Regions from separate parts of the Homo sapiens genome. Here region 2 is linked to region 1. A link is an interaction called in ENCODE POLR2A ChIA-PET data of the cell type or tissue named here. Cell type or tissue: OCI-LY7. All regions are shown on one strand. Each heading gives the region's core, and the rest is flanking DNA. Links, peaks and the distances in the headings are about the cores only.

Region 1 (16,920 bases), core at 5,171-10,170:
AGATGAGTTAACAGTGCTGCTTGCCTGGCTCCCAGCATAGCACTGTAACACCGGCCTGCCTTCCTTTCTCACAGGGATTGCAGCCTCCAGGCTGACTGCCAACATATCTTTCTTCCAAGATGCCAATGCTGTGCAAGGAGCCTCTGCACTCAGCACAAACCGAGTTAAAGGAGCTCCTAAAGCCCCCTAGACATTTTGGTTACAGACCTGCAGTGTTAGCTGTGTTGCTGCCCCGAGGGCTTGAGGCCAGAGCAGGGTCTGGGCCAGGAGGCCTTACTCGTCCTAGGGAAATAGAATCCCAGAGCCTTTTCAGTCTGGAGGCTTCACCTCACAACACACCCAACCAGCCCCAGGCATCTCTTAGTTGCCACAGGACTCCTGGCAGAAGTTCCAGCAGGTCCCTCTTGACTAGACCCCAGCTCATAAGAAGGACTCAAACCAAATCGCACTGCCTTTTGCCAAAACGGACTCAAACCAAATCAGCTATGCTTTTCATTTACGGTGTGCCTTTTCATTTAAAGCTGTGCCTTTCATTTCATGTAAGGAATATACGTGCATCACTGGCGATCACCTAGGGCTGAGAGAGCAGCCAATAAGCCTTGAAGTGGGGTAAGCCCGTATCATTTTCTCCATAAAATGGATAAGTTCGTTCATGAGAAAGGCATTCGTATTTGTGCAAACCAGGCATGACAGAGAGCCCTATGTGGTTCAGTGCAAGCAAAAAACACAGTAAAAGAAACAGCAGTCCTGCAGAAAAAAATGTAATTTAAATCCATTAAGATATTTACCCAGTCTCGAGGGGCGTGGTGGCTCACACCTGTAATACCAACACTTTGGGAGGCTGAAGTGGACGGATCACAAGGTCAGGAGTTCGAGACCAGCCTGGCAAATATGGTGAAACCCCGTCTCTACTAAAATTACGCAAATTAGCTGGGCATGGTGGCGCTCACCTGTAATCCCAGCTACTCAGGAGGCTGAGGCAGGAGAATCGCTTGAACCTGGGAGGCGGAGGTTGCAGTGAGCCGAAATCTCACCACTGCACTCCAGCCTGGGCAACAGAGTGAGACACTGTCTCTCATATGTGTGTGTGTATATATAAGTGTGTGTGTGTGTGTGTGTGTGTGTATGTATATATGTGTGTGTATATATATACGTATATATATGTGTATATATATATACATATCTATATATGTGTGTGTGTATATATATATATATATACATATATATATTTACCCAGTTTCAAGAGAAAAAAGTCAAAGGGGTAAGAGTATTCTTCATACACAGTCTAACATCTCTTTCTTCCACTCACAGTTGTCTTATTTTGTTCCTCTTCACTCTCCCAAAACTTAGCCCATGTTCCCCAGCTCCCCTCTGCACCTGCATCTGCCACACACGTACATACATACACACACTTCACATACATGCACGCATATATACAAACACACACACATATGCGCGCACACACACACACACACACACACACACTCTCTCTCCAGCCCTTGATGCTTTCCCCCTCTCTCTTCCTCCTGGACCTTTTCTTTGCTCCATTCCCAACACACAGGTCCCTGGTCTGTCTCTGGCTCCTTCCAAGCCTTGGCTCTTCTTAGGTATTATCCCCAGCAGCACAGCAGCAGACCAGCTGACCTGGACTATTTCTTAGGCAGTAGTCAGGTAAGCTGTACCTACTCATATGGAGATATTGTTTGATCCTGAGCCTCTCCTGATGTCTCTTTTTAGCCCCCAGGGGGAGGTTTTAATATCCACATCCACCAGCATCTTCTCCCTAGGGGAGAAGGGAGTGAGATGGGGAGAAGAAAGTGAGAGGAATCGAAACATGTCTAAGGAAACTAAGAGGCAGAGGTTATTTCGATCTGCTCTTTATAATCATCTCAGATGCCTGCCCTGGGCAATGTCTAGGTTATTACTGAATTCTGGGGACACTCCCATATTAGCCCAATGACTAATCAAAAAAAGCAAGCTGACCATAGTCAACTAGAGGGTAAGGAACCAAGTGAAAATAGAGAGAGTTCTCCGGACCTCTGAATCTGGGTACAATCATTCAGTATGAAGATAGGAGCTAGGAGAAGAGAGAAAACATGGAATTGTATTTTGATTGACTTTTTTCTGATTACAAAAGTCATATATGTTCAATGTAGAAAACCAGGAAGATACTGAAAAATACAAGAAGGTGTTAAAAAAAAAAAACACTTATGACCCCACCACCTAGATTTAATCAAGATTAACATGTTAGTTTACCTTTCCAGTGTGGTTTTCAATGCATATTCTTTTTAAAATCAAGTTAGAAACATAGTGTATATGCTATTTTAGAAATTCTTTCTCAGCTGGGCGTGGTGGCTCATGCCTGTAATCCCAGCACTTTAGGAGGCCAAGGCAGGTGGATCACCTGAGGTCAGGAGTTCAAGACCAGCCTGGCCAACATGGTGAAACCCCATCTCTACCAAAAATACAAAAATTAGCTGGGCATGATGGCACACACCTGTAAATCTCAGCTATTCTGGAGGCTGAGGCAGGAGAATTGCTTGAACTTGAGAGGTGGAGGTTGCAGTGAGCCAAGATCGCACCACTGCACTCCACTCCAGCCTGGGCAACAGAGAGAGACTCTGTCTCAAAAAATAAAAAAGAAAGAAAAGAAAGAAATTCTTTCTCATACATTACATCATAAATCTTTTCCCAAATCATTAAATATTCTTCTGCAATATGATTTGTTAAAGCTATATATGATTTTGTGCAATAGATATGCTATAATAGGCTTACCCAATTTTATATGGAAGAGCACTTACGCTGTTTCCAGGCATAGAATTCTAAATATGGCAAGGTTATCTGCACAACTCCTGTTTTCAGGCATGCTGACCTCCATTCCTTACAAGCAGATAATGATCCCTTTAAAGTTCTCTGCTCAAGAGAACCGTGCCATAGCAGAAGTAATTCTTCCCCAAGCGTTCAGCTGTCCTGTGTTCTCCAGGGAAAGCCTAGCATTGGGCGTTGGGCATGCTTGCCTCTAAATGGGAAGGCCAGTTCATTCTTAAGCAGATGGAGAGAAAGCATTTGTCATTCTAAATCCGGGAAGTAGCTCAATTCAATTCAATTGCATAATTCTTAAAAACATATTTTGCGCCACTCCTGAAAATGGTATTATAGAAGAAAAGTATGGTTTCTACCTTTAAGAAGATTGCTGACCGGGCTGGGCGCAGTGGCTCATGCCTGTAATCCCAGAACTTTGGGAGGCCGAGGCAGGCAGATCCCCTGAGGTCAGGAGTTAGAGGCTAGCCCGACCAACATGGCAAAACCCCGTCTCTACTAAAAATATAAAAATTAGCTGGGCATGGTGGTGCATGCCTGTAGCCCCAGCTACTCAGGAGACTCAGGCATGAAAATCGCTTGAACCCGAGACACGGAGGTGGTGGTGAGCTGAAATTGCGCCACTGCATTCCAGCCTGGGCGACAGAGCAAGACTCTATCTCAAAAAAAAAAAAAAAAAGAAGAAGAAGAAGATTGCTGGCGGGGTGTTGTGGCTCATACTTGTAATCCTAGCACTTTGGGAGGCCAAGGAAGGAGGATCACTTGAGCCAAAGAAGTCAAGGCTGCAGTGAGCTGTGATCACACCACTCCATGCCAGCCTGGGTGACAGAGTGAAACCCTGTCTCAAAAAGAAAAAAGAAAAGATTGCCATCTTCCTGGGGTGACAAACATAATTTTAAAAGAATCAGGTAGAAACATAGGACTGTATTTATGATGAAACAACTATGACTAAATGCTATGTTTTTCAGATTACACGTGCCTTAGGAAGTGAGAAAAGTATAAGTGCAATGTGGAATTGGGTGGTTGAGAAAACTCCAGAGAGGACCTGGTAGAGCTTGGAGGCAAGGTGGGCAAGGAACATTTCAAGAGGAGGGGACACTACAGCTGAGGCACAGAGGTGAGAAAGCACAGGAAGCAAGAAAGAGGCTCATCTGGCTGCAGCAGAGGGAGAAATAGTAAATTAGATCAGATAACTCATATATTGGGCACGTGTGCAGAGGGCCAAAAAGATGTTTGGCCTTAATTCTATAGGTATTCCCCTTTGCCATAGATGTTACACCAAGAAAGAACACATTGAATCAAGCAAATTTAAGCTGGGTTTTTGTTTTTGTTTTTTGGTGGTGGGGGGGATGATTTATAAGCAGGACTTCCCAAAGCTTTTAATATGCTTATATATGTGGCAGTGTTGAGAGGGGAAGATTTGATATTCCAAGTATTTTTGGCCACAGAACTCTTTTTATCATGGAACATTTCCAGTGTTCCATGAGACACAATTAGGGGCTAGTGAGCCACTGACTTTTGAGTTGGAAAGTGACACATGGGGAAAGCAAAGTTTTGGAAGATTGATCTCACGGTAGAATATAAGGTGAACAGGAGAGAAAAGAGCCTGGATTCAGGCAACACAATCAGATGATTGGATACAGGCTCAAGATTAGGGGGTGGGTTGCACTACACTGGAGCGGAGAATGGAGAGCAAAAGCACTGATTGAATGCACAGTCTTCTGTTGGATCCTGGGATGATACAGAAGTGTCAGAGTTCCTGGGTCTTGTAGGAGTTCCAATGAGCATCAATCAAAAGTTTGATTGTAAGGCACAGAAATCAACTTGGACCAGCTAAAGCAAAAAGACCATTTTTAGGGAAATAGGGATGTGTCACAAAGAACTGCATCTAGGTACTGGAAATCAACAAAAAGTTCCCCATCTGATCTCAGCTTCTCTGTGTGTCTACTACATACACTATCTTTCTCCTCTTTTCTTTCCTCTCTACCCCCTACCTCCCTCCTCTCTCTTTTTTTTTTTTTTTTTGTTTTTTGGTTTTTTTATGTTTGTTTGTTTGCTTTTGGAGACACGGTCTCCCTCTGTCACCCAGGCTGGAGTGCAGTGGCTTAATTACTGCAGCCTCAATCTCCTGGGCTCAAGTGACCCTCCCACCTCAGCCTCCTGAATAGCTGGGACCACAGGTGCAAGCCACAGTGCTCAGCTAATTAAAAAAAATTTTTTTTTCAGAGATGGGGTCTCACTATGTTGTCCAGGCTGGTCTCAAACTCCTAGGCTCAAGCAGTCCTCCCGTTTCAGCCTCAAAAAGTGCTGGGATTACAGGTGTGAGCCATCGCACTCCACCTTCTCTATAGTTACTGAGTTTGCGTGTTACACTGAGTTTACATCTTACATTTCTAGCCATATCAGAAACGACCTCTGCACCTCTCTTTCCCAATTTGAGATTTCTAATAGAAAGAATCTTGTTCACCCAGCTTGGGACTCATTGAGTTATGACCAGTGGGATAGATTTTAGAAGATAAACATGTCTATAGGGACTTACCGTGTGAATTAGTGGGGGAGCCGCTTACCAGGCAGAGGGGTCTGCTGTAAAGTGATACTGTGACTTTAAATTGAAAGTAAGCTTCTAGAAGAGTTGAAGAGGAGTGGATTATTGTTGAATGGATGTATAACTAATGAAGCTTTAAAGGAAGTTTATTAGAAAGTCCATGTCCTTGTCTCTTTCCCAAACTCCTTTAGTTCCCAAGTCCTGAAAGAATCTATGGATAAGGGAAGCAGAATACTATAGTGGTTAAGAGCACATGCTCGAGGTTAAACTGTCTGTATTTTGGATCCTGGCCTTGAGGACTTGGGCAAGTTACGTGACCTGCCTGAGCCTCAGTTTCCTCACCTGTAATATGGGTATCACGAGGAATAAATAAGGTAATATGTGTAAAGTGCTTGGCACAATGCTCTTGATAATGTTAGCAACATAATTTTGTAATGAAAATTAACTGATGGGGCTGAAATGTGCATCAGCAGATCCAAATATCCTTGATAAACTGGCCAAAAGAAAGATGAATTGGCAGAGAGGCAAGTGTTCATCTCAGTTCTCCAGATATCCCTGCAAATGTGGCCTCTGGAGTAGAAGATTTAGGGAGAAAAATAAGCCATGAAGCTCTTCTGGCACCAACATGAACTTCAGGGATCATGGGACATTTGGGCCAGTAACATTCCTCTTTGTTCCTAGAGATTTAATATCTACCTACCAACTAAATGGCCTTGATTTGGAGGAGAGAAGACAAGAAGAGGAATTGCTTTCAGCTGGTCCTTGCCTTTAACTAACCAGGGGTACAAAAATTTTAAAATACAAAGGAGACCATGTGTAAAACATTAGTTAAGCTCAGATATAAATCTAGTCTTTGACCAGTCCAGAGCTAATCAATATGCTTTTCTACTCTCTTTGAACTTTTGAGTTTTCTGGCAACAACAAAAATCCCAAACCTCATCCAAAACCGTAGTCCAGACAGCCCAGTTTCTGCACTCCCTTCCTTGTGTCACATATTGTTGACAGAACTACTCCCGTTACCACATTCATTCCAGTGGTGATTCAAATTCTTCTGCAGAAATGGACTTGAAAGACAGAAAACTGCTCCTGTAATCACTTAATAAGGAATCTTGGATGAGGAATACAGAGCTATGAATATGGATTTACTCTTAGCCTTTATGGATGCCTTTTTCTCAGTTATTTTCACTGAAAATCATGATGAACTGATTTAAATATCAAGGTAAACTGAGATGGAAAATTACCGATAATAAGAGTTTTCTGAAAATATAGATTGGCCTCTTTAAAGCACATCGAGTTTGTTTTGTTTAAATTACAAATTCACATATATTTGAAATGTGTTTAAATGTGTCAGTTTTAGGCAAAACTAAACTATTTGATTCCTTTCCAAAAATCAGGAATTTGCTTTGGAAAAAAACCATGCAGTTTGATTTACAAAGCAGAGCGGGGGGGAAGTAGTGGGTGAGAAAGACCCACCCAAAGGCTGCAGCCAGCTTCCCCAGGAAGATTCATAACCATGCCACAATACTGTCCTTCAATTCGTTCCAACAGATTTTACTATAACTCTAAATCATTAGAAGCAACTGCTGCTATGACTAGTGCTATCTTTGCCTCAAAAAGAGGAAAAATCAGGACATACAATATAATCCCCTCAGGATCTAGGAGAGAAATCAGCCCATTTGTCATAAGAACTGAAAACCTCAGCTAAATAGTATATGAAACATTGGTATTTCATACCTTGACATTACATATTTTTGAAAATAAAGTAAGCATACACACAAGAAGTGGCTAGATGCAGCAGTTATAAAGTGGCTTAAGTTGGGTTAACTAAATATAACCTAGAAAAACCATCTTATCTATTGCAAATTATTTCCAGAAAAAGGTAAGAAAAATCCAACCAACACTTTTTAAACATCCTGAGCTATTCACAGCAAGTGAATCTTTACCCTTACCAGATGTATAAACATTTACATAAGGCAGGAGGTTCAACACTTGGAGAGTGTAATCAAGGCAGTAGTAACGCAGTGCTCCTCTCTTTGACTTGAATGACTTCCTCCCCATTAGGGTCATTATTGTTTTGCAGTGTCCCAGGGATGAAAGGACTTTGAAAGGTCATGTGTCTTGTGACCCAACTAGCAGCATCAGCATCACTGGGGAGAAACTCAAGCAGAAGCTTGAGTCTACTCCACTCTTGCTGACACCAAATCTGCATTTTTACAGGATTCTTGGGTGAGTCACACACATATTCAAGGTTAAAATATGCCACCCTAGGTCTTTCTCCTGCTTCTGAGCAAAACTGGGCACAAGGGACAAACTAGTTTCCTTCAGCCACTTTCAAATCCTTTATAGAGTGTACTGTGTGAGTCACTGAGAGGAAAGAGGAAATAATACTTATTTAGGGAAGTCTTGCATAACTTAACAAAGTTAGTAACTTCTTCAATACACTCAAGTACCTATTTTTGGAAGCCCTACAGGTTAGGTCAAAGTAAAGAGAAGCAAAAAATGGAGTGAGTTCTAGTAAAAAACTCTGACAAAATAAGGGAAGTGTAGAAGCTGAGTCTATGAGGGATGAGAGAAGCAATTTACCAAATTATCAGATCCAAAATCATCTCTGCACTGTAGATGATTTATAGCCCTGGAAGCTTAGAGGCTTGAGTCTCTTGCTGTATTTCATTTCAAATTAGTAATTTTTATCTAGGGCTTCCCTATGGCTTAAAGTGAAGGCCCTGGAATTTCTGAAGTGAAATTATCTGATGATTTTTATGTATGGTCATTCTGTAGTTATCCTGTAAGTTTCATATTTGTAACAAGACTGGAATCCGAACAATAGAAAACTCTGTGGCAGTAAGCCAAAACCTGATGGACTTAGGAGAGTTACGTATGTGTGTTTCAGTGGTCCTCAAATTCAGCTGCCTATTAGAATCACCTGGACTTTGAAAAAAAAAGAGCTTTCTTGAGGTATAACTGACAAATAATAAGACAAACATATTTCAGTATACAATTGGATGAGTTTTGACATGTTATATTCTTGTGAAACCATCACCACAATCAAGCTATTCACCCCCCAAATTTTCGTGCCCCTTTGTTGTCCCACCCTTCTTTCTGCAACCACTGATCTGCTTTCTATCACTATGGATTAATTTGTATTTTCTAGAAGCTTAAATAAGTGAAACCATATGGTGTGCATGTTTTGCAGGGAGAGGGCAGGGGGAGCTGGTTTCTTTCACTCGGTGTAATTGTTCTGAGAGTCATCCGTGTTTGCATGTGTTAATAGTTTATTCTTTTTATCGGTAAGTAGTATCCCATTGTGTGGATGTACCACATGTTGTCTAACCATTCACAACTAAAGGATACTTGGGTTGTTTCTCATTTGGGGCAATTGAAAATAAGCAGTATAAACTGCTATAAACAGTCATGTACAGATATAAGCATGTATGTTTCCATTTTTCAAGGTAAATACCTAGAAGTGGGTATGGTAAGTGTATGTTTAACTTGAAAAGAAACTACCAAAATGTTTCCAAAGTGGTTGTACCATTTTGCTTACCTACCAGAAATGTGTAAGAGTTCTAGTTACTCCACATACTTCCTAGCAGTTGATATTCTCAGTTTTTTTTTTTATTTTAACCGTTCTAATAGCTGTGTAATGGTATTCCATTACAGTACTAATTTAAATTTCCCTAATAACTACTGAGGTTGAAAAAATCTTTCATGGGCATATTTGCCATCCTTGTATCTTCTCTGGTGACGAATCTTTCATGCCTTCTGCTTATATTTTAACCAGGGTTTTGTTTTGCTTTTTCTTAACTGTTGAGTTTTAAGAGTCTATATATACTGCAAACAACTCCTTGGTAAGATATATGATTGGCAAATCCTTTCTCCTAATCTTTTTATTTCCTTAACAATGCCTTTCAAGAACAGAAATTCTTAATTTGATGCAATGCAATTTATTAGTTTTCTTTTTTCTTTTTTTTTTTTTTTTTTTTTTTGAGACGGAGTCTCGCTCTGTCGCCCAGGCTGGAGTGCAGTGGCGCGATCTCGGCTCACTCCAAGCTCCGCCTCCCGGGTTCACGCCATTCTCCTGCCTCAGCCTCCCGAGTAGCTGGGACTACAGGCGCACACCACCACGCCTGGCTAATTTTTGTATTTTTAGTAGAGATGGGGTTTCACCATGTTGGCCAGGCTGCTCTCAAACTCCTGACCTCAGGTGATCCACCCGCCTCAGCCTCCCAAAGTGCTGGGATTACAGGCGTGAGCCACCATGCCCAGCGTATTAATTTTCTTGCATGGATGGTGCGTTTGGTGATCTGAGAAATCTTTACCTAACCCAAGGTCACAGAGATTTTCTCCTGTTTGCTTCCAAAATTTTTATACGTTTAGATTTTATATTTAAGTCTATTTTGAGTTAATTTTTGTATATAATGCAAAGTTTAGAATGATGTTTAGTTTTTTGTCTATAATCTATGAATATCCAATAGTTCTAGCACCATTTATTGAAAAGACTGATCTTTATCTACTGAAGTGTCTTTGCACTTTTGTTGAAAGTCAATTGACAATTGACCATATATTTGTGGGTCTATTCTGGATTCTCTATTCTGTTACATTGATCTATTTTTCTATCTCAATACAAATATCAAATTGGGTATTTGTATTAAGACAAATATAATTTGTCTGGGTATTTGTCAAGACAAATAAAAATTGTCTTGATTACTGTAGCTTTATTGCAAGTCTTGAAATCTAACTTTATTCTTTTTCTAAGAAAAATATGAATTCTAGATTAAGCTTGAATTTTAGAATAAGTTTGCCAGTTTCTGAGAGGGGAAAGCCTACTGGAATTTTGATGAGGATTGCATTGAATCTACAGATCTATTAGGGGAAAACTGACATCTTAACAATATTGAGTCTTTCAATCCATGAGCACAAAGTCTTTTTTCATTTTTCTCAGCAACGTTTTCTTAGTTTACAGATCTTACAGCTCTTTTGTAAGGTTTTTATCTAAATATTTAATTATTTTGTACTATCATAAGTGTTATTATTTATATAATTTTAATTTCCAAGTATTTATTGAAACCATTTAGAAACAGTTGATTTTTTATATTGATCTTTTATCCTGCAGGCTTGTTAAACTCATTTATTAGTTCTGTAGCTTTTTTGTAGAGTCCATCAAATTTTCTACATAGAGAGTCATGTTATCTGAGAATAAAAACAGTTTTGCTTCTTCTGCTCCAATCTTAATTCATTTTATATTTTTTTCTTGACTTATTGCACTGGCTACAACCAGTACAATGCTGAATAAATATAGTGACAGTGGATAGCCTTTCTTTGTTCATGGTCTTAAAGGAAAAGCATTCAGTCTTTCCCATTAAGTATGATGTTAGCTTTAGGTTTTTCATAGATGCCCTTTCTCAAATTAAAGAAGTTTCCTACTTTACTGAGAGTTGCTTTATTTAAAATCAGAAATGAGGCCAGTCACAGTGACTCACACCTGTAATCCCAGCACTTTGGGAGGCCAGGGTGGGAAGATTACCTGAAGTCAGGAGTTCGAGACCAGCCTGGACAACATGGTAAAACCCTGTCTGTACTAAAAATACAAAAATTAGCTGGGAGTAGTGGTGCATGCCTGTAGTCCCAGTTATTTGGGAGGCCGATACAGGAGAATTGCTTGAACCTGGGAGGCAGAGGTTGCAGTGAGCCAAGACTACACCACTGCACTCCAGCCTGGGCAACAGAATGAGAAAAAAAAAAAGAGAGAGAGAGAGAAGGAAAGAGAGAAGGAAAGAAAGACAGAAAGACCAAAAGAAAGAAAGAGAGAGAGAGAGAGAGAGAGAGAGAGAAAGAAAGAAAGAAAGAAAGAAAGAAAGAAAGAAAGAAAGAAAGAAAGAAAGAAAGAAAGAAAGAAAGAGATCTTGGATTTTGTCAGATTCTTTTTCTGCATCTATTGAGATATTCATATGGTTTTCCTTTTCGGCCTGTTACTGTGGTGAATCACTGAGTGACTTTCAAATATTAAACTAACCTTGCATTCCTGGGCTATGGCTATAATGTACTATCCTTTTATATATTGTTATATTCTATTTGCTATATTTTCCTAAAAATTTTTGCATTTATACTCATGAAGGATATTAGTCTGCAGTTTTGCTTTCTTGTTATATATTTGTCTGGGTTTGATATCAGAGATCAGAGTAATATCAGTATTGTAGGCACCAGTAAATATTTCCTTATAATGCTTTTTATTTTTATTTTTTAAATTTTTTTATTTTTGAGACGGTGTTTTGTTCTTGTTGCCTGGGCTGGAGTACAATGTCACGATCTCAGCTCGTTGCAACCTCTGCCTCCCGGGTTCAAGCGATTCTCCTGCCTCAGCCTCCCGAGTAGCTGGGATTACAGACACACACCACCACACCTAGCTAATTTTGTATTTTTAGTAGAGACAGGGTTTCACCATGTTGGTCAGGCTGGTCTTGAACTCCTGACCTCAGGTGATCTGCCTGCCTTGGCCTCCCAAAGTGCCGGGATTACAGGTGTGAGCCACCATGCCCAGCGTACAATGCTTTTTTTTTTTGAGACAGAGTCTCACCCAGGCAGAAGTGCAGTGGCATGATCTTGGCTCACTGCAACCTTTGCCTCCTGGGTTCAAGCGATTCTCCTGCCTCAGCCTCCCCAGTAGCTTGGACTACAGGCACACGCCACCACACCCGGCTAATTTTTTGTATTTTTAGTAGAGATGGGGTTTCACCATGTTGGCCAGGCTGGTCTCGAACTCCTGACCTCAGGTAATCTGCCCACCTCAGCCTCCCAAAGTGCTGGGATTACAGGTGTGAGCCACTGCCCCCGGCCATGGCTGGGATTTAAACCCAGGCTTCCTAAGTCAAAGTTTATTGCTGTATATATATACAGGTTTTTTTTTCTTTTTTCTTTTTTTTTCTTTTTTTGAGGCAGAGTTTCGCTCTTGTTGCCCAGACTGGAATGCAATGGCATGATCTCGGCTCAACACAACCTCTGCCTCCCGGGTTCAAGCAATTCTCCTGCCTCAGCCTCCCAAGTAGCTGGGATTACAGGCATGCGCCACCGCACCCAGCTAATTTTGTATTTTTAGTAGAGATGGGGTTTCTCCATGTTGGTCAGTCTGGTCTCGAACTCCCGACCTCAGATGATCTGCCCGCCTCAGCCTCCCAAAGTGCTGGGATTACAGGCATGAGCCACTGCGCCTGGCCAGTTTATTGCTATTTTTTAGCATATCATAGCTACTTATATTTTGTTCTGTGACATGTGTTTATTGACTTGGATTCTGTCTGCATTTCTCTTTTGTCCCCTGAATACACTGTTTTGGGTTGTGGGCAGGAGCCCCATCTAACCCAAACCTTATAATTTTCACTGGACCTACCGCACTGTCTGTACCCAGAAGATGATTCTAGGGTTTTTCTTTTTCCTTTTGAGAGATCTAAGTATCTGGGTTTATCTGACCACATAGTATTCATCAGTCTGCCTTTTTCATGGTCCCTCCACAATCTAAGATTTAAATCAGGCTGTAATTAACTCTAGCACACAGGCTTTTCTACAGAAACCTTCCCAGGCTGCACTGTCAGCCTGCTTCTCTCCATTAATGCATGCCATTGGCAGCCAGAAACCAGATTTTGCCCTGAGCTACCCACACAAGTTTGAGGCAAGATTATGGGTGAAGAAAAGCTTGGGGTGGATGCATCTCCTATATGTAAAGGCTGTTTTGTTTGAGTGATTCCAAGTGCTGGTACACTATGATTAATTAACTTGGTTAAGGATTAATTCTTAAAAATCAGGAATGATTTGAATCGTTCCTCCAAGTGAGTTGCTCAGCTGCCTCCAGGGAGAGGATCAGTTGAAAAAAGTGGACAATTAATGTCTTAGAGATGACATTATCTCTTTGACATTCCATAGAGATAAAGAGAAAGGCTAATGAGGCATCTCTTTGACACACACTTTCTCTCTCTGTTTTTATTTATTTATTTATTTTTGGTTCACAGGTATCCTCAGCCCTAATATAGACTAATAAATCTAAGCCTGTAAGCCTGTGAGTTTGTTTCTTTTCGTAAGTATTCAGCAATGCAAATCCTACCCCCAAAACTGTCTTCTTTGACCCATTTCCTGTATTCCTGTATCTGTTATCTTCAGATCTCTCCACCTGACTGTCCTCATTATTGAAACGTCATATTTTGACCTCAACACTTCATAGTTGCTGATGTGACTTCCTCTATGTTTGAAATGTTTTCTCAGTTACTGCCCTAAGTAAAAAGCAAACACAACAAGTTACGGCTTGGCTATCCTTTTTTTTTTTTTTTTCCAAAAAAGAGCTATTTATTACTAAGACAAGTCTACAACAACACTAAAAGTATTCAAAAAGAAAAACATCAGTCATATTTCTGCCACTTACCACAACCACTTTCTTTTCTCCCAGATTTTCTTCCAGTCTTCAGTCAGATATAGAAATATTTTATGTAAGCATAATTATAATGTTCATGTAATTTTTGTGTTCCACTTTTTGTTTAACATCACTTAATAAACACTTTCTTGTCCTTACATAGTCTTCCTAATGATCTTTTTTTGTGGCTTCGTGGTTTCCCATGGATATGCCATAACTTGTTTAATCATTTCCCCTGCTGCTACGCATTAAGTTATTTCCAGTTTTTAACTATTATAAGTGGTTCTTTTTTTATTTTTTATTTTTTGAGATGGAGTCTCGCTCTGTCACCAGGCTGGAGTGCATGGCATGATCTCGGCTCACTGCAACCTCCATCTCCCTGGTTCAGGCGATTCTCCTGTCTCAGCCTCCCGAGTAGCTGGGACTACAGGCAGGCGCCACCCCACCCAGCTAATTTTTGTATTTTTAGTAGAGACAGGGTTTCACCATGTCGGCCAGGATGGTCTTAATCTCCTGACCTCATGATCTGCCCACCTTGGCCTCCCAAAGTGCTGGAATTATGGGCGTGAGCTGGCCATAACTATTATAAGTGGTTCTTCTATAAACATCTAGTGCATGCAAAGATTTCTTTTCTTCTTTTTAATTATTTCCTTTGTAGAAATGTCCAGGAGGGCTGTTGCCATGTTGAAGGGTTTGAATGATTTTCAGGGATGATGAGCTCTTAAAAAGGCAGTACCACAGAAGTTCATAACACATGTTATATCTTGATTTATAAAACTAATGGTGGGGCCTGGCACAGTGACTCACGCCTGTAATCCCAGCACTTTGGGAGGCTGAGGCGGGTAGATTGCTTGAGGTCAGGAGTTTCAGATCAGCCTGGCCAACATGGTGAAACCCTGCCTCTACTAAAAATACAAAAATTAGCCAGGCATGGTGGCAGGTGACTGTAATCTCAGCTACTCGGGAGGCTGAGGCAGAAGAATCACTTCAATCCAGGAGGCGGAGTTTGCAGTGAGCTGATATTGCGCCACTGCACTCCAGTTTGGGTGACAGAGCGAGACTCTGTCTCAAAAATAAATAAATAAATATGAATAAATAAATAAAAATAAAACTAATGATGATACAGAAGGGCCAAGAAACTTCATAAAGCATCACTAACTGTCCATTCTCATACTCCAGAGCAGTCCAAGCAATTCACAATAAATATATCTACATCGTCTTATTCTTTATTCTACTGAAGCCCATTAAAAGAAAATTAGCCAATTTTTTCCTGTATTTTAAGTGACGAGCTTTTGGAATAAGTTTCAAGAAACTCAAGAGCAAAGCCATGAGCTAACCAAAGATCCACTTTCTGAGATAAATCTTGTCTTAGAAAGGAAATGAAGGCATACAATGTGTGTGGCAGGAGGGGCCATGAGGAGGGGGCTGAGGTCAGATATGATCGGAACGCTAGTGTCACAGTTGTCTCCTGTAAACTGGTCTCTGGGAGCTGGGTCAAGGCAGAGGAGTTGAAAGCCAAACACAGACAGCAGCTGTTGAGGATGTAAAGTCTCTGGGCAGAGTGGATAGGGAGCTGGGTGTGGTCACCCAGAAGCCAATTTCCACCCCACCCTACAGACCTAGCGACTGGGGCTAAGAAGAACTTCCCGTGTTGCATTCCAGCCCTTCTGATTGGGCTTAGTGAGACTGCCAAAGACTGGCTGCAAGCTGCCTGATTGCACTGCATACACCTCCCTCAATGGTGTCCCGGCTGGAAAACACTGAGGCTTTTAAGAATACCACGTCCAGATGGCCAGGATGCAGGACTGACCTGCAATTGCCACACTGGGCACCAGGTACAAGTAGATTTCACTGAAGTCCTCGAGGGACTGAGTGAAACTGCTGGGGTATGCGGGTCTTTCCTATGTTGCACAAATCAGTGCTGAGCTGCATAGGTGACAATGATCACTTCCACAATTTCCCAGAACATTTGTCAAGAGCCTGAAAGGGCTGCATCACTGAGCAGGGAATCTTCATTATTCATTTCAACATCACTTTTCTTGGAAACCTTGACTACTCCGCTCTCCAGAAATAATCCATCAAACTTTTCTCTTCGTTGAAGTCATACTGCAAAAACTCCCATAATCAAATTCCCCACATTAGGATCCCTGTTTATTATGTAACAACAGAGTCAAGAGGGAAAAGAGTGCATCAGACATTGACATTTTTTTTCTCTCTCTCTCTCTTTTAAGTTTTTGTCATGAAAATTTTCAAACACACACAAAATGAGAGAAACGTAAAAATGAACCCCCATGTACCCACCATCCAGCTTGGATAATCTCAACATACACCAATCTTGTTTCATCTATTGCCCCTCACCCCCACAACTATTCTTTTTTTTTTTTTTTTTTTTTTTTGCTGGAATTTTAAAAAGCAAATCCCAGACACAGCATCACTTCACTAATACATACTTCAGCATGCATCTCTAACTAATAAGGACTTTCCTTTTTTTTTTTTTTTTTTTGAGATGGAGTTTCATTCTTGTTGCCCAGGCTGGAGTGCAATGGCGCAATCTTGGCTCACTGCAAACTCTGCCGCCGGGGTTAAAGCGATCCTCCTGCCTCTGCCTCCTGAGTAGCTGGGATTACAGGCACCTGCCACCATGCCCGGCTAATTTTCTGTATTTTTAGAAGAGATGGGGTTTCACTATGTTGGCCAGGCTGGTCTCAAACTCCTGACCTCAGGCGATCTGCCCACCTCGGCCTCCCAAAGCGCTGGGATTACAGGCATGAACCACCGAACCCAGCCAGGACTTTCGTTTTTAACATAAGCTCTGTAGACACTAGTATTTATTTATTTGGTATCTATTGGTATCTATTTAGCATTTAGTATTAGTGGGAGCCATTACAGTAAGACTCTTTACACTGTTTATTTCATAAAATCTCAGCTCAGCAAAGAAACACCCTAGAAATTCACAAACTCCCCAGGAGAAAGAAAGAAATGCCCGGGCCCTAACAACCTTGCTATTTGCATTTTACTCATGAGGAAAGGTGCTTAGCCAACTCGAGGTAAGCTGTGGAAAGGCTGCAGTCCAAGAGCCTTCAGAACTTGAAACAAGAGGCATGTCAGAGCCTGACTTTGCTCCATCCCCCCTGAGTAGTCAAGGTATTAAAAGAGCATTACTTCC
Region 2 (16,920 bases), core at 4,505-9,504, 140 kb after region 1:
GCTGCCAAGAAGATGAATTATGTCACAGCTGGTGCCTGGGAAACTCATTAGGACCTCTTGAGGTGACCAAATGAATGTAATTTGAGAACACAGCCCAGTGGCATTATGTGAAGACAAACTGTTAGTACACAATGATACGGAAGTTAAAAAGTTAAATTTATCTGAAGTTGGCAGTCAGTCATGTAAACCAGGAAACTGCTGGTTAAGCCAAAGTGTGAAGCATTGTAATTGCCACTTGAGAAACGAAAGAACCCAAAGGCAAAATTGAAATATAGGGGTCAGTTCTCCAAAAGAAACATTGCTAATTATGTAAAATCTGGGATACTCTAAAGGCACAGATTTGTATCATTCAGCTCCTGGTCCAAATAACATTTGGGAGGATTCAGGGATTATCATAGGTTTGCTGTAAATGTTATCGATAAGCACATTACCTCCATCAGCTTAGGAAGGTATGAATTGCCTTGGTGGGACCCTTACGCTAAAATGACTAGTAATTGTGGAAGGGGATGATGGAGTGTCTGATTATTTTGTGTGTAGAAGTATAGTCATGCATCACTTAACAGGGATACTTTCTGAGAAATGCATCATTGGGCATTTTTTTCCTTGTTTGAGCATTATAGGGTGTACTTGCACAAACCTAGATGGTATAGCCTAGTATGCATCTAGGCTGTATGGCATAGCCCAGTGGTCACCAACTTTTTTGGCACTAGGGACTGGTTTCATGGAAGACCATTGTTCTTCAGACTGGGGTGGGTGGGGGGAGGTGTTGGGATCATTCAAACATACTACATTTGTTGTTGTATTCTTATTGCATAGTAATATATAATGAAATAATTATACAACTCACCATAATGTAGAATCGTTGGGAGCCCTGAGTTTGTTTTCCTGCAACTAGCTGGTCCCATGTTGGGGTGATGGGAGACAGTGACAGATCATCAGGCATTAGATTCTCATAGGAGCATGCAACCTAGATCCCTCACATGTACAGTTCACAATAGGATTTGTGCTCCTATGAGAATCTAATACCGCCACTGATCTGACAGGAGGCTGAGCTCAGGTGGTAATGCAAGTGATAGGAAGTGGTTGTAAATACAGATGAAGCTTCACTCTCTGGCTTCTCACCTCCTGCTGTCTGGCCTGGTTTCTAACAGGCCACAAAGGTACCAGTCTGTGGCCCAGGGGTTGGGGACCCCTGGTATAGTCTGTTGCTCCTAGGTTACATAGGCAGTTGTAACACAATGGTAAGTATATGTATATCTAACAAACCTAAACATAGAAAAGATATGGTAAAAATAGGGTATTAGAATCTTCTTGGACCACTGTCGTATATGCAGTCCATCGTGGAACAAGACATTATGCAGTGCATGACTGTATATTGGCAGGTGTTGCCTCAGACCAGGTAACAATTACTGTTTACAGAGTGCCATTTCTATATGAGAGTCAAATGCTTCTTTGTCACTTCCACTCAAAATATACTTTTAAGTAGTGGCCACAAGTTGAAAGGCCTAAGGGTACATCTTCCTGTGAAATAAGAGGAAGGTAGAAGTATACAGATAAAATTCCAAATGGAGAAGATAGAATTTGATGGAGTACATGTAGTCCTCAATCTTCTCAAAGACTGAAGCAAGAGTAATCAGCCAATTGAGAAAAGTGACGAAGAGCCTGAAAATGAGGAGTGGAAGAAGTATGTATACAGTTGGAGCCATGAGGCATGTGATGGAGAATTCAAGATAAATAGAAGATTTGGGATATCAACTAGACTATCTCTACCCTTCTGATCAAAACTGTAACCATCTTAAAGGCCTCAGAAATTATTTCCTGAAAATGATCTATTTTTTGGCACATTTTGGAATTATTTTAAATTTTTGTTTGTACTTCTCTTTTGGCATATATATTTGTTGCTCCCACTAGGTGATACACTATTTGAAAGCAGGGACAGTCACTAACATAGTCATCCCAAGGCTAGCTGAGAAACAATTTCAATTTACAAATCAATAAATTGTTTGTAAATTGAATGCCAGAAGAAGTTAGTTATAGAAACAGGAAGTTGTGATAAAATTACAGTTTTAGAGAGACAGATTGGGATAGATGCAAGAATAAGAAGATAATATGTACCGGAGTAGCAAGAAGGATTTCAGATTTTGAGCTTTGGAATATGCGGCAGTTCTTAGTGATAACTTTACTGTGTTAGTCTACATACAGTACACTGAAATTTATTTGTATTTAGGAACTGTCAGGCTAAGATGTCAGTAAGGTCGTCTACTTGAGTCTGTCATTAAGGAGTGTAAACTATAGTGAATAGCATTCTTTTGTCATGATCAAGTGTAAAAGTTTTTATTGACCTTCATCCTGGCATTATGATGGTTTCCACCGTGATTCTTAAAACTTCCTTCACTTTTTCATTCACGCTACATAGCTCTTGGTCCCCACCATCTTATTCTCAGACCACTGCCCTGAAATCAGTTCTTCACATGGCTACTAGAGGGTATTCTCTAAAATGTAAATTGAACTCTGCTTTTCAGCTTAAAACCCTTTAGTGGTTCTTTATTCTTTATAGATAAAGTCTGCATCATCTGAATGCTACTTAACTCCTCTCTGTGAACTATCCCCTCTTTTGTTCTACGTGCTGGCCACATCAAGGAGCTTTTTGTCTCCCCACCACCACCCACTCAATGCCGCAAATACATACACTCTCTTTGCTGTTAGAGTGTTTCTGTTCCTTTACACATACTGCAATAGGATCCCATTGTCTTATCACCGCCCTTTCAGCTGTCTATTTCTTTCTTATTCTTTAAGGCCTTATTCTGTGTTTTTTCAAGGAAGCCTTTCTTGAGCTCTGTGTCCCTAATCCTTATAGAATTATGTGTCCTTTCTTTGCACTTCCATGATACTCCATTGATATCTCTCTGTTACTGTACTTACCACGTTTTCATTGCCAATGTGATTCTCCTTGAAGATTTTGAATTCCTTGATGTCAGTAACTGCCTTATATATGTTTGTAAACATAAGAGTAGGATTATAATTGGTCCTGAGTAAATATTTGATTGGTGCATGGATGATGAATACGTTACAGTTTAGGCAAGCAGAGGTGACTAGCATATGCTGGAGAGAAGGATCATCCAGGTGCAGAAGTGCAGAAGAATAAAAAGTACTTAGTTTAGGAATTCAGAATAAACTGAAGCATAGGGTGTAAGATTGGGAGTTTCAAGAAATGAACCTAGACTGGTAGGGCCCATAGTGGAAGGTTTTCTTACACCTTGTTAAGGAATTTAGTTTTCATCCTGAAGGTAGTGGAGAGCCACTAAAGAATCTTAAGCTGAGGACTGACAGGCAGATTTATAGTAATTCGTCCAAGATGCCTATGTTTTTGACATTTTAACATCTCTGAAATTACGATGCATATTACAATTGATAGTGTCTTACAGTTCTAATAGGAAATACTTCTTTCTAATGGTACTTAAAATAATGGGGCATATTACAGTTAGTGGCATTAAATTTAAAGATACATAGCATGTGGTAGGTCATTCTGGCACAGTGTAGCGATGCCATAGTGTAGGGTAAAACTGCAAGAAGAGAGACTCGAGATAAACTCAACATAATCCAAAAGAGAAATTTGGTAGTGAAGATGCATCCATTTAGTTGTTTTGATATTAAGTACTTTTTGTGTGCTAGGCAGACTGCTCAAGAGTTATTTCAACCCTAATTCGAGTTATTAAAGTCATATGCCAGGGGGAAAAAAAAGACAAAAAACAAAAATACCTTGACTCTCACCTCACGCCATAAACAAAAATTAAGCAAGATGGATCATAGACCTCAATGTAAGGGCTAAAACTTATGTAAGAAAGATCTTAGTGACCTTGAGTTTGACAAAGATTTCATAAGTAGCACACAAACAAGCATAAGCTATAAGAGAAAAATCAATTAATTGAATTTCATCAAAATTTAAAAATCTTGTTCTTTCAAAAACTGTTTTGAAAATAAAAGGGCAAGCTATAGAATAAGAGAAAATATTTGCCAGACATGTATTTGTCAGAGGACTTTTATGTAGAATATTTGAAGAACTCATATGCCTCAGTTATTAAGAAGGAAGCCCATTCTTAAAGTGGGCAAAATGTTTGAGCAATTGAAGTTGTTATGCCATTTGAGGCATTGGTAAAAGAACGGTAAAAATGCCTGTAATTGGTGGTCGGGCACAGTGGCTCACGCTTATAATCTCAGCACTTTGGGAGGCAGAGGCAGGTGGATTGCTTGAACCTAAGAGTTAGAGACCAGCCTGGGCAATGTGGCAAAACCCTGTCTCTACGAAAAAAATATAAAAATTAGCCAGGCACGGTGGTGTGCACCTGTAGTCACAGCTGCTCAGGAGGCTGAGGTAGACAGATGGATTGAGCCCCGGGAGGCCGTGGCAGCAGTGAGCCATGATTGTGACATGGCACTCCAGCCTGGGCAACAGAGCAAGACTCTGTCTCAAAAAAAAAAAAAAGACTAAGAAAGAAGAAAAAACTAAATCCAAGGCTTGCTAGAGGGAAGGAAATAAAGATTAGAGCAAAATAAAGGAAGTAGGGAATAGAAAAACAATAGAATCAGTGAAACCAAAACTTATGAGGTAACACTTAATACCCTCTTGAGTTTTTTTTTTTTTTTAACCTGAAAATAACAAGTGTTGGCAAGAATATGGTGACATTGGAATCCTCATACATTGCTAGTGAAATTGTAAAATGGCGCAGCCACTGTGTTTGGCAGTTCCTCAATAAGTTGAACATACAACAACCGTGACTCAGCAGTTCCGCTCCTAGGTATATACTCAAAATAATTGAAAACAGGTGGTTATATGAAAAATTTTACACAAATGTTTATGGCAGCACTATTCCCATTAGCCAAAAGGTGGAAACAATCCAGATGATCATCAACAGATGAATGGAAAAACAAAATATACAGTGGAATATTTTTCTGTTATAAAGAATGAAATATATGTGCTACAACATGGTGAACCTTGAAAACATTGTACTATATAAAAGAAGCCAAACAAGGTATGGCTTCTTTGGAGGGTAGGGTACAGGGAGTGACTGCTTAATGGATACGCGGTTTTTGTTTTTTTTTTCTTTTCTTTTCTTTGAGACGGAGTCTTGCTCTGTCGCCCAGGCTGGAGTGCAGTGGTGCGATCCCCACTAACTGCAAGCTCCGCCTCCCAAGTTCCTGCCATTCTCCTGCCTCAGCCTCCCAAGTAGCTGGGACTACAGGCGCTCGCCACCACGCCTGGCTAATTTTTTGTATTTTTAGTAGATACAGGGTTTCAGCATGTTAGCCAGGATGGACTCGATCTCCTGACCTCGTGATCCGCCCACCTCAGCCTCCCAAAGTGCTGGGATTACAGGCTGAGCCACCGCGCCCAGCCAATGGATACATGGTTTCTATTTGGGGTGATGAAAATGTTTTGGAACTTGGTAGTGGTGATGGTTGCACAACATTGTGAATATACTAATTGTCACTGAATTCTACATTTTTAAATGGTTAAAATGATAAATTTTAGGACTGTTTTACCACAGTTTTTAAAAAGCTACTGATATAACAATAAGTAACTTGTTTGACGTACTAGAACTAAATCTGATGACCAGTGATATTTGCATAATTTGAGGATTAATGTAACTTATATGTAAAAAAAAAATTTCTTAAGAGGTTTCAAAAAATAAATGCAGCAGGTCTCCTGCTTCCTGTCTTCTAATTCATTCAATCTAATGTAGGACTTACGAATCTATATTAAGGAAGCACGTTAGGTGATTATGACACAAATGACCTCCAACATCTTATTCTTGACAAAAATGCAGTGTTATACCACCATGTGTGGAACTTCCTAAGGTACTAGATATTACTTGTGTGCACGTGAGAAAACTGAGTCCAAAAATTAAAAAATAAAAATGTTCTCTATTCCCAAATCTTTACTTGACTCTTAGTATAGATAGGACTGTTTTATCTTATGATGTTGTGTCTTCTGACCACACTAATATACCAGTCACACATTTATTCCACTCCTTGTATATGTACTGTGTAAGTTAAAGGAGAGGTTAACTTTATATACTTATGCTTTATTTGTATGGAGTAACAGTCTAGAATTTAATATTTATGGTTTCTAGGATTTAAAATTTATGGTTTTAACAAGCTGTTTTTGAAGACTGATGGCATGGGATTTATGGATTACTTGAGGCACACATTTGAATCATGTGTTATAAGGCTGCTGTGTGTGGTAAAGCAAACCATTTAGCTAAGAGAACTAGCCCAACTGTGTTTTAGTAAATTAGTATGGCTTTCCTATAGGTCTGTTTCGATGGGATTAAGTCTTGAGACAGTATCATGTGCTGCATACCATGGGGGCATTCTGCTCAAGAGTTATAAACAATAATATACTTAATTTTTTTTCTACCACCCCCTCCTTCCAAATGGACTTAATTTTAAAATTTAGATCTTTAAGGAATATATTCAAATTTGATATAATTTTTTTCCTTAATTATCTTTAGGCCAACCAAGCCCTCGAGCAGTTATTCCCATGTCCTGTATAACCAATGGAAGTGGTGCAAACAGAAAACCAAGTCATACCAGTGCTGTCTCAATTGCAGGAAAAGAAACTCTTTCATCTGCTGCTAAAAGGTACCCATTTATGAAAGGGGGAAAAACTAACATTGCAGAATTGTCTGAATGTGGTAGAGATCTCCCTTTAGAAAGAATATGAAATAGAGCTGTTTGAATTCAAGTGAGCATGTCCTTTGAATTCTTAAACTGTGAAAGTAGAGACATTTAGCCTGTGCTCACTCAGCTTGCACTCATCATGCCTGTCAAGTTGTGTGAGGAAGCTTTCCGTTCTCACTAAAGAAAGAAAGCAGTTTCATTTCCTGGTTTTGTTTTGTTTCTTTGTAACAAGTATTTATTGAAAGCATCACTATATTTAAAGAAATTATATAACTGAATTTTCCATAGCAAGTGATATATTTGATACAGCATTTTTAAAGGCAAAACAGAATCTTCGATATATCTATGTTAGTGGGAGGTCAAATGCTATTATAACTTTTATTTTTTAACCATAACTATAAAATTAAGGCTTATTTCAAAAATATAGTACTATCTGGGGTGTGTGGGGGTGTATGTGTGTGTGTGTTAGGGGATGGTGGGCAGGAGGGCTGTGGAATTACAGCAATATAAGTTTCAGTGGATTACAGATTTGCATTCTTTATGTTCTTTTCATCAGTTAACTAATTTACTCCAATAAAAGTGCTCACAGGATTTTCCCCCTTTTGTAATTTCTAGCAAATTATTCGATGTAGAGTTTGGAGAGACCATAGGTGATCAGCTACAAAATCTTAAAACCGTTTTCTTCAAAGAATGAGTGAGGAAAAATCTTAAGTAATAAGATCATGTGTAACAATGTACTGATGGAAAATGCTTACCTCAATAAACTAATGCTAGTGACCGAATTATTCATTGGTGTGGATTCATAGATACTTAACCAAACAGTTGATGACAAGAATGTTGAAGAAATACCAAGATCTTCAGCCCTTTTAAAAATTCCGTCTAGAGGCCGGGCACGGTGGCTCATGCCTGTAATCCCAGCACTTTGGGAGGCTGAGGCGGGCGGATCACGAGGTCAGGAGATCGAGACCATCCTGGCTAACACGGTGAAACCCCGTCTCTACTAAAAAATACAAAAAAAATAGCCAGGCGTGGTGGCAGGTGTCTGTAGTCGCAGCTACTCAGGAGGCTGAGGCAGGAGAATGGCGTGAACCCAGGAGGGGGAGCTTGCAGTGAGCCACGATTGCGCCACTGTATCCCAGCCTGGGTGACAGAGCCAGACTCCGTCTCAAAAAAAAAAAAAAAAAATTCCTTCTGGAACTCAATCTTTGTCGTCGTCATTACAGAATCTAGACTTTCCCCTACAAAGGATGCTAAACTTTATTACCTGTACTCCACTTTGAGTAGAAAAAGGGAAACTAAGAAAATGTTAGAAAATTTTAGTACAATTTTAAATAAATTTCCGTGTTGTATCCAGTAGTGGTTCAGATTCAGCCCATTTTCTTACATAGCTATTGCACTGTTGCTTGTTGCTGTGTAGTGATCAGTATTATGCACATTAGTGATTCAACAATCCAAGGCCAGCTGAGTTTGTTAGTTTATGATCCAGGGTCCCTGTATTTTGCTTTTAAATAACCCAGAAGGAAAATGGCTCTTTTAGGTTGTACTGGGCCCACATAAAACTAGTGACCTCTGTAATCTTGTTGAAGAATCGCAAGGAAGAAGTAACTTCTGTTTTTTGTTTTTGTTTTTGAGAGAGTTGGACATATTGGAACTCAGTTTTTTAATTTCAGAGTTAATCTGATATTCTTGAAGTATAATTGTATTTCTTTTTTTATTTATTTTTTAAGATATATATATATATATTTTTTGAGATGTTGTTCTGCTCTTGTTGCCCAGGCTGGAGTGCAATGGCGCAATCTCGGCTCACCGCAACCTGCACCTCCCGTGTTCAAGAGATTCTCCTGCTGCAGCACCCGGAGTAGCTGGGATTACAGGCATGCGCCACCACACCCAGCTAATTTTGTATTTTTAGTAGAAACAGGGTTTCTCCATGTTGGTGAGGCTGGTCTCAAACTCCCAACCTCAGGTCATCCGCCCGCCTTAACCTCCCAAAGTGGTGGGATTACAGGTGTGAGCCACTGTGACTGGCCAAAATTGTATTTCTTAGCACCTGCTTTTAAAAAAATTGAACACAAAGTAGATAGTCAAGGGCCAGTCTGAAGTCAGAAGTTATCAGAAGTGCATCAGGTTAAGAAATGTCACTTGACATTAAAATATCTATAACATTTTAAACTATTATAATGTGATAAATTGTATATACTATGTACATTTATTTAAAATGTTCTTGAACAAGCTTACTTGTTGATTATAATCGAATTACAAAATGTCCTTTGATTAAGAAAGACATGTAAATGGGACCGGATGCAGTGGCTCACGCCTGTAATCCCAGCACTTTGGGAGGCTGAGGCAGGCGAATCAGCTGAGGTCAGGAGTTTGAGACCAGTCTGGCCAACATGGTGTAACCCCATCTCTGCTAAAAATGTAAAAATTAGCTGGGTGTGGTGGCGGGCGCCTGTAATCTCAGCTGCTGGGGAAGCTGAGGTGGGAGAATTGCTTGAACCTTGGAGATGGAGGTTGCAGTGAGCCAAGATCATACCACTGCACTCCAGCCTAGATGACAGAGCAAGACTTCATCTGAAAAAAAAAACAGGGGGAGGGGGGCGGCAGAGAAAAGAAATAGGCATTTAGTAGTTTCCTACCTTTTCATCACTGGAATTCAAGTCTTGATTCCATCAGCTTTATAATATTGTCAAGAGTGTTTTCAGTATAAGTATGCTTATCCAGTCTGGTTAGGAATAGCAGGTGGTTTATTAACCAAGAGTCAAAGTACATAATCAAAAGAATTTATACTTAAATATCTGAAATATTTTAACATAAGATACATTCACCTGTATTCATTCATCACTTTTTAAATGAAAGACCAAACCTACCCTCTAAGTATATATCTCTGATCAAATTCCTTGTTGACTGTCTTTCATAAAATATATCCATAAATAACTTTCTAAAATTTTTAGTTTCATTTCTCAGAAATGAAAGGAGTAAGAAATTTAAAACTCTGGCAGAAGAGTATGTTAGAACGCATCTCTCTTTCTATGATTTTGTTTCTTTCTTTCTTTTTTTTTTTTTTTTTTTTTTTTTGAGACGGCGTCTCGCTCTGTCACCCAGGCTGGAGTGCAGTGGCGCAATCTCGGCTCACTGCAAGCTCCGCCTCCTGGGTTCACACCATTCTCCTGCCTCAACCTCCCAAGTAGCTGGGGCTACAGGCGCCCACCACCACACCCAGCTAATTTTTTGTATTTGTTAGTAGAGACGGGATTTCACCATGTTAGGCAGGATGGTCTTGATCTCCTAACCTCGTGATCCACCCACCTCGGCCTCCCAGAGTGCTGGGATTACAGGCGTGAGCCACTGTGCCTGGCCAATTTTTTTTTTTTTTAAAGAGACAGAGTCTCACTTTGTTGCCCAGGCTGGTCTTGAACTCCTGGGCTCAAGTAATCCTCCTGCCTTGGCCTCGCAAAGTACTGGGATTACAGGTGTGAGCCACCACACCCGGGCTCTGTGATTTGTTTGTTTTTTGAGATGGAGTCTCGCACTGTCATCCAGGCTGGAGTGCAATGGTGCAATCTCCGCTCACTGCAAACTCCGCCTCCCTGGCTCAAGTGATTCTCCTGCCTCAGCCTCCCGAGTAGCTGGGATTACAGGCACATGCCACTGCGCCAAGCTAATTTTTGTATTTTTAGTAGAAACGGGGTTTCACCATGTTGCCTGGGCTGGTCTTGAATTCCTGACCTCAGGTGATACTTGCCTCGCCCTCCCAAAGTGCTTGGATTACAGGCGTGAGCCAGTGCGCCCAGCCGCCTCTGTGATTTTTTAAATTGTGTCACTCACACTAAATTTAACAGCAATTTTTTTGATAACTCATTTTTTTTGTAGTCTTTCTAGAACATTAAACTTAGTTTTCATAGAAATTGCAATTCTCTTTGTATTTAATTAACTTACATAATTAAAATAACAACTGGCATAAACAGACTTGGGGAAAACTTAAACTCTTGGTAAGTTTAAAACTCAATTGAGTGGAGTAGAAGTATACAGAAAAAAAACAGGAATTGGAGAATAACCTATTAAACATGAATATTTAGTGTTCTTTTGGCATCAGTCGGTATGCTTTACACAGATAGTCCTCTGATTTGGGTAACTTGAGGTCAGTTAAGAGACCTTCATTTGTCCCCCAAAATCTGCCAAGATGGCAAAGTTTATTAGAGACCATTTCTGTCTAAAGGGGCAATCTTCATGGGGTGTATCGCCTTAGAATTTTTATAAATTCTTTACTGAAGATGTTAATAGCTTCTGGAATTTTCAAAGAAATATTGTCCTTATTGAATGAAAACAGTGCAAATTGTATTAGCTGTATGACTTAGGGTTTTGAATTATATAATAATCACTTTTCTATCGTTTGATTTTTTTTCATTTGTTTAAATGTGTATTGTTCCATGTTATACTTTATTTTACAGTGGTACAGAAAAAAAGAAAGAAAAACCACAAGGACAGAGAGAAAAAAAAGAGGAATCTCATTCTAATGATCAAAGTCCACAAATTCGAGCATCACCTTCTCCCCAGCCCTCTTCACAACCTCTCCAAATACACAGACAAACTCCAGAAAGCAAGAATGCTACTCCCACCAAAAGGTTTTAACTGTCCCCAAGTACAGAGCTAGGGAATGGTTGTAATGATACCTAAATTCTGTGACTTGGGAAAAAGTTAGCTATCCAAGGATTCTGAGAGAAAAAGCTGGTGGCTTTATTTTTCCCTTCTTCATTGCTTATAATTTATGCTTTATAGCCCATTGGGGAATAAAGAATTAAGGTCACAATTTCTCAGTTAAAACTGGAAAAAAAAAAAAAAAAAACTAAGTTATAAACAATCTGATGAAAAGAAGGCAGGAATAACCTAGTCGAAAACCAAACAATATTTTCTTAACCACATTTTTGAATACTTTTAAAATATGTATGTAACTATGCATAAATTTATAGCCATGGATAGAAAATGGCCATATGTAATTGTCCTCACTGTATTTTGGCATCATTACAACCTTCAACCTGCAAGGGCCCATCTCAAGTGGCTCTTCACTGTGGCTGCATCTCAGTTTCAGTTTTGGGTCTTGGGAGGATAAGTTCTTGCTTGAGTAGAGAAATGAATCCATTTCACCTGGTCTTTTCTATGCTAAAGGCTTGCTTGAGGGCTTCTGTGTCCGTAATAATTAATATTTTAAAGTTATGAGAAGGGGAAAAGGGAGAAATATTCTAACAATGTGTGTGAGCCTAAATTGAGAATCTAAACCTGCATGCTGGGAGTACAGTGCTACAGCTGCCTCCTAATCAAATATTGAGACCAATCTAATTAAATTTGCCTGTTTAGAAATGCTTATTCAAGCCTTGTGATTAGGAATAGTCATATTTTATCATCGTACTTCTGCTTGGAAATCTTAGGAAACTATTAAACCATTTCCAGAACTGGCTAGAATTTTAATAAAATAAATGACAACCATTCCTAAAAGATTTAAATTTTTATTTGATCAATTTAATATTTTGCCTCAAATCGCTAATGGAAATTGGGAAAACCAAAATACCCTTCACTTGATCGATGCATGTTTACCACTTACAAAATGCTTTGTCTGTGTGTCTCATGCAGATTCTTACCCAATCTAAATGGTTTGTAGTTTATCTGCCTGGTCTCCTGTGGAGTTTTTCTTGGATATAGCTTATTAACGTTACATAACTTTGGATTGTGTGTGGTTTAAGGTGGCTTTTTATAATCAGTCTCTTTAAGGTTCTGATTTCACTTGATATCTTCTTTGTCCCAGCATCTTTTTTTCAGCTTCTTGAGGTCTCCTGGAAATGTGCTTGCCCTCCTAAATTGCTCTTTGGATATACTGTTGCAAGAAGTATTGGAGACTGGATGAGTTTGAGGATAGTTAGCAATGCAATGAAAAAATCATTTGTAAAGAAACAAATTTCACTTATAAGTATAGGGAATCAGGATTGCCAATAACCACATTCTTATATAAAGTCTTGTTTATTTCTGATCATTGGTAAAATTGTCCCTAAAGATATAAACAAGAGTTTATACCTTGTTATATTTAGAAATTGTCATTTGTACCATATGTAATGTAATTACCTGAGGACATAATTGCACAAAAAATGAAAATGGCAGCCTTATAAAATTCAATGGCTATGAAAAAATACAGGTTTTTTTGTAACTACAAATTATAAGAAACATTACTCAGATGTAAGGAAATAATTTTTTTCTGTTAACAAAAGTGTTTTTTAAAAAAAATCAGGTAATATTTGTTCTAGTGAATCTTCTGAGTGATACAGAAAATTATAATACAGATTTGGGAATTGCCTTGTTTAACTCCTTCACTCATCCAGGCAGTCTTTCAACTAATCCTTCTCTTTTCTGGATTAGCTTTAAGGAAATGTTAATTGCTGCTTTTGTGTTCTGTTTAAATTGTCAGTTACATGTCTTTGATACTCAGAATTTTTCTCTAAGAAATTAATGTTCCTTCTAGCATAAAACGACCATCACCAGCTGAAAAGTCACATAATTCTTGGGAAAATTCAGATGATAGCCGTAATAAATTGTCGAAAATACCTTCAACACCCAAATTAATACCAAAAGTTACCAAAACTGCAGACAAGTAAGTATTGCACTTTCTTCATTATATCTGAAAAGTAATAATTATTTGGCTATTATGTTTGCATGTACAGTTATGTATGTCTGGTTTGAATCTTTTTTTTTTTTTTTTTTTTTTTTTGTGACAGAGTCTTGCTCTGTCGCCAGGCTGGAGTGCAGTGGCACCATCTTGGCTCACTGCAGCCTCTGCCTCCCAGGTTCAAGCAATTCTCCTGCCTCGGCCTCCCAAGTAGCTGGGACTATAGGCACGTGCCACCATGCCCAGCTAATTTTTGTATTTTTAGTAGAGACGGGGTTTCACCATGTTGGCCAGGATGGTCTCGATCTCTTGACCTCATGATCTGCCTGCCTCCGCCTCCCAAAGTGCTGGGATTCCAGGCGTGAGCCACCACGCCTGGCCTTGGTTTGAATCTTTTTAAAAACTCTGTATTATAATTTATACTTCTCTTATGGAGTCTCACTCTGTTGCCAGGCTGGAGTGCAGTGGCACAATCTTGGCTCACTGCAACCTCCGCCTCCCAGGTGCAAGCGATTGTCCTGCCTTAGCCTCCCGAGTAGCTGGGACTAGAGGTGTGCACCACCACGCCCAGCTAATTTTTGTATTTTTGGTAGAGATGGTGTTTTCACCACGTTAGCCAGGATGATCTCGATCTCTTGACCTCGTGATCCACCTGCCTTGGCCTGCCAAAGTGCTGGGATTACAGGCGTGAGCCACCGTGCCAGCCTGGTGTATGTTTTCTTTCAAGTCTTCTACAAAAAGTTGTATCTACCTTTTAAGGCTCCCAACTCAAACAATACGTGTTTTTTTTTTTTTTTTTTTTTTTTTTGAGACAGTGTCTCAGTCGTCCAGGCTGGAGTGCCATGGCACCATCACTATCATGTCTTACTGCAGCCTTCACCTTCCTGGGCTCAGGTGATTCTCCTACCCCAGCTTCCTGGGTAGTTGGGACTACAGACGCGTGCCACCATGCCCAACTAATGTTTTTGTATTTTTTTGTAAAGACAGGGTTTTGCCATGTTGCCCAGGCTGGTCTTAAACTCCTGGGCTCAAACAATTCACCTGCTTCAGCCTCCCAAAGTGCTAGGATTACAGGTGTGAGCCACTGTGCCCAGCCAAATAATAAATCTTAATAATCATATAAGATTTGAGTATTTTTCATAAGTTATTTTTATGCTTTCACTGTTTAGATGCTCTTGTGGGATATTCATTGTTTTATAAAATAGTGTATATTAGTAGTTCATCAGTGAGAAACTTTAAAAAATGCTGATTTCTTACTTTCACTTCCAGAGATTTATCTAGATTATAGCCTAAGCATTAAAACTTTTACAGTTTCTTGAGGTGATTTTAATGGTTAGCCATATAAACTTATAAAATAAATGTGTTTCTTAAATTTCTTTTCTAGGCATAAAGATGTCATCATCAACCAAGGTAAATTAAAAATCCTTTTAAAAATTTTATTTTGCCCTTCTTAGTTTAATTTTTGCTAATTGAAAAGAATATTTTCATCCAGTGCACTTTATCAGTTCATAGTAATCAAAGAAAAGTGCGTTACTGTAGTCATTTAGGAAAAAACCCAGTTTTTATTGTAAGGTAATGTCATTTTTGTCTCAACCAGCAAAAATGTCAACTCGCGAAAAAAACAGCCAAGGTAAGAATAAGCTACGCAGTTGGTTGCCTTCTAAGTGAATTTTTTCCTGGATCTCTTATTTGGCTTTTTATTATTTATGCTGCCTGACTTTCTTCCTTAAAAAGGAAATACAGTGATTTGAGCTAGATGAATCCAGCTACATTTTACTTTTTTTTTTGAGACCGAGTCTCATTCTGTTGCCCAGGGTGGAATGCAGTGGTGCAATCTCGGCTTACTGCAATCTCCACCTCCTGGGGTCAAGTGATTCTTGTGCCTCCCAGGTAGCTGGGGACTATAGGCACCACCACACCCGGCTAATTTTTGGTGTTTTTTGTTTGTTTGTTTTGTATTTTTAGTAGAGACGGGGTTTCACCATGTTGGCCGGGCTGGCTGCAAACTCCTGACCTCAGGTGATCAGCCCGCCTCAGCCTCCCAAAGTGCAGGGATTACACGCATGAGCCATGGCACCCGGCCAATTTTTGTATTTTTAGTAAAGATGGAGTTTCACCGTGTTGGCCAGGCTGGTCTCAAACTCCTGACCTCAAGCAGTCCTCCCGCCTCAGCCCCCCAAAATGCTGGGATTATAGGCATGAGCCACCACACTTGGCCCGGCTGCATTTTTAAAAATCCATCTTATTTCTAAGAAATCTGAAGATTCAAGGTGAACAGTAAAAATACAGTATTACAAAAAGGGATAAAATACTAGAGGGAGTTTTCTCCCTTAAAAAAAAGTTTTACCTAGAAATAAACGATTGATAAATTTTAACTCAGTTTCCTGTCTTGCCAACTTCATTGCAAATAATCACTCATTTCTTGATGCTAAGACTGAAAATATGATGAGTCTAGCAAATCCATTTCCTCTTAAGTTTTTCTTTTATATTGATTGTAACTTCTGGCTACTTGCTGTTGTTGGCTTGTTCAGACCAAAAAAAGAGAGCAGACTTTTGGCGAATGCGTATTTAATTTAATTGCACTGTAGGTAAGTTTTATACATCAGTTTTACATTCTCTTTAGATTGCCTGCAAATTTAATTGAAGCATGCTGTTCTTAATGAAAGCACGTCCTTTCTGTGCATGGTTTTCACAGCTCATTTCTATGTTTCATAGTTAGCCTTATTTTCTGTTCTATTATAGTAACCAGCTGCAACGTGGTTAAAGCTTTTTTTAGAGATTTAACTTGATTTCTGTGGATTTTTACTTCTTTCGTTCCAAAAAGAAAAGAAAGAAATATTTGTAATAGTCTTTAGGTCATTTGTTTTTACATAGACATTCTAAATGAAGTTGAATTTTGCTGGCATTCTTCTTTAGTAGGTCTTACTTTCTCCCTTCTTTATAATACAACATAGATTAAGTAATGTTTGAGATACTTTAAAGGGAAAAATGAAATTTTATTTATGAAGATAATTCTTAATACATTATATATCAAAACTTTTAAGAGAGAGGGTCTTGCTCTGTTGCCCCGGCTGGAGTGCAGTCACTGCCTTGGCTCACTGCAGCCTTGGCCTCCTGGGCTCAAGCAGTCCTCTCACTGAAGCCTCCCAAGTAGCTGGGACTACAGGCGCGCACCACATACCTGGCTGATTTTTGTATTTATCATAGAGATGGGGTCTCACTTTGTTGCCTAGGTTGGTCTCAAACTCCTGGGCTCAAGCAGTCCTCCTGCCTCAGCCTCCCAAAGTGTTGGGATTACAGGCGTGAGCCACCACTTCTGGTCCGAAAACTTTTTTTTTTTTTTTTAAATAGAGTCGGCGGTATGTGATAGGAAGAGCAGTGAATGGGGAATAACTGTGTTTAGTGGTTGGTCCTGGCTCTTATGCATAATAGCCTTATGACCTAGGCTGAATGACAATGTCTCTGAGTGGTTTTCTACTCTAAATATAGTAACTATAAAGCTTATTTCACATGACTACTGAAGGATGAAATAATATATATGAAATATAAATTGAAATATAGTGGCATCTACTGAAATAGGGAACATT

The links. Peaks named below come from ENCODE experiments on the same cell type or tissue, not always from the same donor. Only the 100,000 strongest peaks of a DNase experiment are listed, where the experiment ranks them.
Region 2: POLR2A ChIA-PET joins it to region 1 with 7 read pairs; 9 of 35 experiments call an interaction of 5 or more read pairs at or near these places.

Annotation. Positions count from the first base shown.
Region 1 is chr2:42,110,679-42,127,598 of GRCh38, forward strand. No RefSeq gene overlaps it. Among named protein-coding and RNA genes, the nearest start is that of EML4, 50 kb to the right of the region's middle. RefSeq lists a silencer at 13,577-13,777. In OCI-LY7, for the core only: no CTCF peak of the experiment used is centred there; a DNase peak (open chromatin) is centred at 7,803; H3K4me3 peaks cover 875 bases; H3K27ac peaks cover 893 bases.
Region 2 is chr2:42,249,989-42,266,908 of GRCh38, forward strand. It overlaps EML4 (EMAP like 4), which reads left to right. Exons shown (of 23, transcript NM_019063.5): 3 at 6,513-6,642; 4 at 11,133-11,306; 5 at 13,190-13,318; 6 at 14,718-14,743. Among named protein-coding and RNA genes, the nearest start is that of EML4-AS1, 88 kb to the left of the region's middle. In OCI-LY7, for the core only: no CTCF peak of the experiment used is centred there; a DNase peak (open chromatin) is centred at 6,853; H3K4me3 peaks cover 1,637 bases; H3K27ac peaks cover 2,273 bases.